Regions from separate parts of the Homo sapiens genome. Here region 1 is linked to region 2. Evidence: chromatin contacts called from ENCODE Hi-C data. All regions are on one chromosome and are shown on one strand. Each heading gives the region's core, a stretch centred on a gene start or an enhancer-like site at or near the end of the contact. The rest is flanking DNA. Distances are from core to core; before and after follow the strand shown.

Evidence for each region. A loop is a pair of places that touch in the nucleus more often than their neighbours do. Pooled maps may share reads with other maps.
Region 1: a loop to region 2 is called in a map of CD8-positive, alpha-beta T cell, with 15 times the contacts of the local background. The contact joins the promoter of GALNT2 here to the promoter of PARP1 in region 2. A Hi-C loop is called at or near these places in 2 of 168 maps with a recorded cell type or tissue (CD8-positive, alpha-beta T cell and naive thymus-derived CD4-positive, alpha-beta T cell) and 6 of 50 pooled maps.

Annotation. Positions count from the first base shown.
Region 1 is chr1:230,065,767-230,069,123 of GRCh38, reverse strand. It overlaps GALNT2 (polypeptide N-acetylgalactosaminyltransferase 2), which reads right to left and starts at 1,886. Exons shown (of 16, transcript NM_004481.5): 1 at 1,718-1,886. The coding sequence starts at 1,843. RefSeq lists enhancers at 77-156, 2,511-2,670 and silencers at 1,071-1,130, 1,571-2,380.
Region 2 is chr1:226,406,552-226,409,842 of GRCh38, reverse strand. It overlaps PARP1 (poly(ADP-ribose) polymerase 1), which reads left to right and starts at 1,750. Exons shown (of 23, transcript NM_001618.4): 1 at 1,750-2,033. The coding sequence starts at 1,914. RefSeq lists a cis regulatory region at 1,155, enhancers at 1,083-1,227, 1,406-1,535, 3,126-3,185 and silencers at 1,566-1,825, 2,076-2,175.

The DNA of each region.
Region 1 (3,357 bases), core at 637-3,136, 3.7 Mb before region 2:
ACGTGTACTAATGAAAGTGGCAGACTAAGGAAAGAGAAACGCCAAGGGTGGCTTATGTGTTTGGTTTTCTTTGCATGAAAGGCAGAAAGCTTTGCCAGGTCTCACCAGCACACCAGGCTATGCAGAGTGGCCAAGGCACAGTTTACCGGGAAGCAAAGTTTTAAAAATCATTCCAGTTTTACACGATTATATCTCTGAATGGACTGCACGGCTTTTGCTGCCTGCATGCTCTTTGCTGTTCAAGAATAAACCAAGTCTTCGCGTACATATACTACCTATACCATTTTTTACAAAAACAACGCTAAGAGTACAATGTCAGCTCAGAAGCTAGGCCGATTCAGCACGTGGAAAGAGGGCTTTATTTCTGCCCTTCTAGATAAAACAAATCCACGTAATTTACCAGAAACCACATAAGGCACCCATTCCACCTAACATCTTCGGCTATGAATGAATGAATGAAGCAAAGAAAAAACCTCTGAAGCAGCCAAACCCCGGCGTGGACATTTAGGGGTCTGACTTCAGAACTGAAGTCTGTTCATCTAGTTAGTTCCCTCTGGCTTGTTTCAGGATACCACTCTCTTGTTCCAACCCAACCACCCGTAGTCCATCTCCATTAACTCAGAATTTTCTGGGTTTGCGGTGACACTAAATGTCACAGTAACGAGGGTTACAGGAATTCGGAAAAGATAACGCTGCTTTCAAAGCCGAGGAGCCAGTAAAACACTACAAACGTCCCCTGCCGGCATGCTCCAGCACACAGCCCGACGCCCTGCTCTCCCGGCCGGCGCTCGGCCGCAGGACCGCGCTGTCCCGGCTCCTCTCGGCGCTCACCATCCTCCCGAATGCCCAGGGCCCGGCCGTCCGGAGCGGCGGCACGAGGACGCGGAACCGCAGAGCGGCTCACACGGTCCCCACAGCCAGATCACTCGGCCCCTGGAGCATGTTAAAAACACAGCCACAGAAGAGGGATTCTCCCTGAAGCGGGGAGTGGGGATGGAAAATGCAAGCGCAGGAGGCCACGTCCGGCTCGCGCGGGAGGGCCGGGGGCCGGGTTGGGCAGAGGGTAACGCTGGGGCCGCAAGGGAACGGCCGGGACTGGCCTCGCTCGGGGCGCAGGGGCGCACTGGCCCCTGGCTCGCACGGGCCCTGGGGCTTTACTTGGCACGGGAGCGGCCGCCCCTGCCCCCCAAAGGTAAAGGGCAAAGAAGGTGGCAGAAACACGGAACCCACGCCCCGCGGAGTGACAGGGGGAAAGGGACGAGGATTTGCAGCCGCTGGTATCAAAGGGCTGAAAAGAAACTTGGACTCCTCTCTCCTGCTGTACATGACGCGTTGGAAAAGCGGTCGCCTCTCTCTCCTCTCCTCCCCACCCCCTTTGTGTTTCCCAACACCCCCATCCCTAAACTTCCAACCGCAGGGGATGGGGCTCCCGGCGGCCGGACAAGACTCGAATTACGACGAGCAGAGAGAGGGGCGACGTCCACGAGAGGGGGCAGAGAAAGGCTGCGGGGGCCGCCCTTTCGGAGCCCGGCGTGCGCAGAGGGGCCGGGTGCACCCCTGCCCTGGGCACTCGGCGCGGAGGCCCGGGACGAGGGCGGGCGACGCGAGCGGAGGTCCGGGCGGAGGAGCGCAGGGGCGGCGCGGAGAGGGCAGGGGACAGGGGCGCAGGGTGGGGGGTGGGCGCAGGGGCCCGGCCGCGGCAGGGCGCTCCACTCACCTTCCTGCCGGCGCCGCCGCCCGCGCCCCCGGCCAGCGCAGAGCCGCCCCCCGAGTACATGTAGTAGGCGATGCCCAGCACCCACAGGAAGGCGAAGCAGAGCAGCATCCGCGAGCGCCGCCGCATTCTCCCAACTCGGCCGCCGGCGGGGCCGCCGCTGCTCGCGAGTGCTGCCTGGGCCGGCCGCGGGCGCGGTGGGGGCCGGGGGAGGAGCGGAGGAAGGGGAAGGGCGCGGCGGCGGCTCCTCCTCCCGCGCGGTGCTACTGCTCGGCGGCGGCGCGCACTCGGCGCCCGAGCTCCGCCCCGGGCCGGCGGCGCCGCGCGGCACCAGAGCAGGAAGCAGCGGCCTCGGAGGCGGCGAGGGGGGTCAGGGAGCAAAGGGCGACCAATCGGCGGCGGCTGCGGGGGCCGGGGCGCGGGCCGCGGGAGGGGACTGCCGCGTCTCCATGGCTGCAGCACGCCGGGCTCCGCCGTGAGGGCCTGGGCGCCGCCCCGCCCCCGGCCGCCCGCCCCTCAGCGTGCTCCCCCCGCCGGCCGCCCCCTCCCCCGTGAGTGACAGGTGGCTGCCCCGGGACCCGACTGGAGCGCGCGCACACGTGGGCAAAGAGCCTTGCTCACGCACACGGGGCCTCTCGATTACGGGGGCGGTAGTGGCCTCGGTGCTTCCTGCCCAGACTGTCACCTCTTCAGCCTTGGTCTTTGGGGCCACCTCAGACCCTTAACGGGCTTGCTCTTATTGGCCAACTGACCTGAGTTTTTGGTGCAAACCGCCCGCTTGAACCCGACTTTGCTGCTGCTTGCTGCAGTTTTCTCACTAATCTTGCAGCAAAACATTCCTGACCCGCTGGTATCGATTTTATTTATCTATATAGGCAGATGTGGAGGTTTTGAGTTGGTAGGAACTGAGAAGGTAATTTTCAAAAGAACATTTTTCTGTGGGTGACAGAGCTATCAATGGTAGAGTTGTTCTTTTCAATAAACACAAAATGAGGAAGAAGGAAAGCAATAATATATTGTTTAAAATCTTTTCTTTCTCATTCGTTGCGTTCTTTAAAAAGCACATTAAGCATCTTTAACGATACAAGAAAACGATCTGTCTTGTAACATAATCTATGTAACCTTGGTGATGCCCTTGCAACACGCAAAGCTTCCAGTGTTCCTAAGAAAGACAGAAATTTTACTTAGAACTTGATATATTAAATGTTTTCAGGAGCTTCTCGGTCAGAGGATAATGGCAGCTGCCTGATATAAGTCCGTACCCATATCCTCAACGAAACAAAAACAAGCCTTCAGCATTACTTAGAGAGAATGCCATGAACTGAACATTAAATTACTTAAGTAGAAGAAAGAAAAGATACCAAATTCCAACTGAGCTCCCTCCACTATTGCCAAGGACTTAAGTGAAGTACAGGGTTGTCACCTCTTTATAAATAGAAAGTCCAACACCAAGAACTAAAAACTGAACAGAGGTCAGGTGCCTTATTGATCAAGGGAAGAGATTTGAAAGAAAATGGGACAAGAGGTGAGAGGCTTGAAGGAGCCTTGTTTCTGGGAAAAAGTCAGATAAATACGAAAAGAAGATAATGTCCTTCAGAGGCCTGACAATGAAGGGAAAGAAGGAAGTCAGAAGGGAAAATTAC
Region 2 (3,291 bases), core at 501-3,000:
ATGATCATGCCTTTTGACTTGGTCATTCTCTAAGTAAAACTTTTATTTGTTCCATCATATTTTCCACTTATTCTGTTTACCTTCAAAATATCTTTTTTTTTTTTTTTTGAGACAGGGTCACACTGTCACCCAGGCTAGAGTCCAGTGGCACTATCATGGCTCACCACAGCCTCAACCTTCAGGGCTCAGGTGATCCTCCCACTTCAGCCTCCCGAGTAGATGGGACTACAGGCACCTGCCACCACCCCCAGCTAATTTTTGTAGAGACAAGGTTTTGCCATGTTGTCCAGGCTGGTCTTGAACTCCTGGGCTCAAGGGATCCGGCCACCTCAGCCTCCCAAAGTGCTAGGATTATAGGCATGAGCCACTGTGCCCAGCCTACCTTCAACGTATCTAACTGGTTACTAACTTTTAGGATTCGGCCTATGTCTCACAACCTTCTTGCTTACTCAACATCCTTGTCTCTTAAGCCACTAGCTTCTTCTCTATGGTTAACACTTTTTATGAGTTTTATTCATCTGCTTATTTTTCTTATCCTCTATACCAGAATTGAATATTTTCAAATAAAGCACACTCATGTTACAATCTTTGAAATGAAAAAAAAAAATGCATAGGATTAGAAAAGAAACCAATTTTAATAAACTATATTTTGAAGTATAGTTCTATATTAAACAACAAGATCTAGGCCAGGTGCAGTGGCTCATGCCTGTAATCCCAGCAATTTGGGAAGTCGAGGTGGGAGGATTGCTTGAGGCCAGGGGTTCAAGACCAGCCTGGGCAACATGGAGAGATTCCCCATCTCTTTCTTTACACACACACACACACACACACACAAAATATCTGATAGCAACAGGTGCAGTCATTACCACAATTTCGAGTAGTGATGAGCTTAATAATATTTCGAGTTATCACCAACAACTGTAAAGTAACATGAAAACGTCTGTGATGACTATTGCCCACAAAGTCACAGGTACTGCTAATACTCCTGGTATTTGTAGTCAAATTCATAATAAAGGAAATGCTAGGTTTCAGTTGGTATTTTGTCCCGACGGTCTGTGGACGGCAGGTTAGAACGCCCGTCCAAGCCAGGAGGGTGGACCTAGCACTGCAGGGTCCACCTCGGGCCAATCAACTATATTCCCGAGGCGGGGGCCTGCGCTTCCCGGACCCAGCTGCCCTCAGGGGAGAGAGGACACACTTAAGAGTTTGGGGCCGGCGTGGTAGCTCATGCCCCTGATCCCAGCACTTCGGGAGGCTGAGGCGTGAAGATCACTTGTAGCAGGAGTTTGAGACCAGTCTAGCCAACTTGGCGAGACCCTGTCCCTAAAAAAAATTTTTTTTTAATTAGCCAGTTGTGGTGAGCGCCTGTAGTCCCAGCTACTCGGGAGGCTGAGGTGGGAGGATCGCTGGGCTCAGGAGTTCCAGACTGCAGTGAGCCATGATGGCGGCACTGCACTCCAGCGCGGTGAGACTCAGTCTCAAAAATAAAAGGGGGAGGGGTTGGGGGTAAAATTAGTTGTGAAATCAAGTAAGACTTCCTGGGACAGAACAATCAAAGGGGTGGCGCCGGGTCCTCCAAAGAGCTACTAGCTCAGCCCAAGCCCCGCCTCGGCCCCCAGGGCAGCGGCCCGCAGAGCTCCACCCGGCAGGCGCCCGGGAAACTCCGCCCCCCGGCCGGCAGGGGGCGCGCGCGCCGCCGGCCCCGCCCCGTGGACGCGGGTTCCGTGGGCGTTCCCGCGGCCAGGCATCAGCAATCTATCAGGGAACGGCGGTGGCCGGTGCGGCGTGTTCGGTGGCGGCTCTGGCCGCTCAGGCGCCTGCGGCTGGGTGAGCGCACGCGAGGCGGCGAGGCGGCAGCGTGTTTCTAGGTCGTGGCGTCGGGCTTCCGGAGCTTTGGCGGCAGCTAGGGGAGGATGGCGGAGTCTTCGGATAAGCTCTATCGAGTCGAGTACGCCAAGAGCGGGCGCGCCTCTTGCAAGAAATGCAGCGAGAGCATCCCCAAGGACTCGCTCCGGATGGCCATCATGGTGCAGGTGCGGGCCGCTGTGCGGGCGGCGGGGCGGGGACGCGGCGCCCCGGGTTAACTGTGTCCGGGAAGGCTGGGGGAGGGCGGGCCCAGGGAGCGAGCGGGCCCGGGCCCTCGGAGCGGCACTTGGGGCCTATGGGGCCGCGGCCGCCCCTCCTCCCGAGCGGCCCGGCCGACCCTTCCGGAAGGTTTTGCTGATGTTGCAGGAAAAGCCCGGGAAATAAAGTCTGCAGCTGGTGTTGCCTTTCGCTTTGTGAAAACGAGGAGCCTCTTCTCTTCTCCTTTCTGGGTGGCGGTGTTTTATTACTGCCGTTCGCCTCAGGGGTTGGGGGGGAATTGTACATGGTCTCTTTAAGCTAATCTGATTTTGACCTATCTTGTTCTGGAGGGTTTTTGTTCTACATGGATGGTGGCGACTGACATGTGGGTTTTTTTTTTTTTTGTTAAACCTATTTTTGGCAGTCATTTCAACACGTCATTTAAACGCTCACTCTCATTTTTTATTTTAATTAGGCAGAACTATGCAGAAAGGTGTCATTTCTGTACAGTACATTCACTTTGAGCCTAATTTGTGCTTTAAAGTAACATTTTCCCCAAATTTTCCAGATTCACAGACGCGTTCTCTTGGTGCATTTGCAGCTGTCTGGTTTGAGTAAGAGTGGCTCCAGGGGGGTTTCTCATGTGGGCTTTTTGATAGATTGAATCCCCTTCTGAGGTTTCCTGAGCCTTCTGTGAGGTGGTGGGCTTGAAGGCCCCTGTCATTTCCCAGGGGCTCCTGCCTCCAGCTTCCAGTTTGCCGATGTCTACCTTTGTATTAATAATTCTGGTTCTCATCTGCCCTGTTCCTCCTCGCTTCCAACATATTACCCAAGCTTAGTGCTCATGGTCAAGGTAGCTTGATTTTCCTCCCTTCCATGAGCTGTAATGTGTTTTAGGAATGACCAGATATCCCTCAGTGGATTTTCAGTACTTAGTACAAGGGAGGGCGACATTTACCGAGTGGATACCCAAGTGCCAGGTGTACTTCCGTTATCTTATTTCACAATATGCCTGTCATCTTGGTGTCCTCGGGGCATACCTAAGTCAGTACGTGGCACACAGTGCTTATTTGGTAGGCATTTTTTAAGTTCTAAGCACTCTGTTAGGTTTTAAGGACACAGAATCCACCTTTGGGAATTTCCAGTTTGGTTAAACGGGAAATGACTGGTAAACAAACGTTACCGTAAGAGAGGATGGATGCCACCTGATGGAGCTGTGCTCTAGGC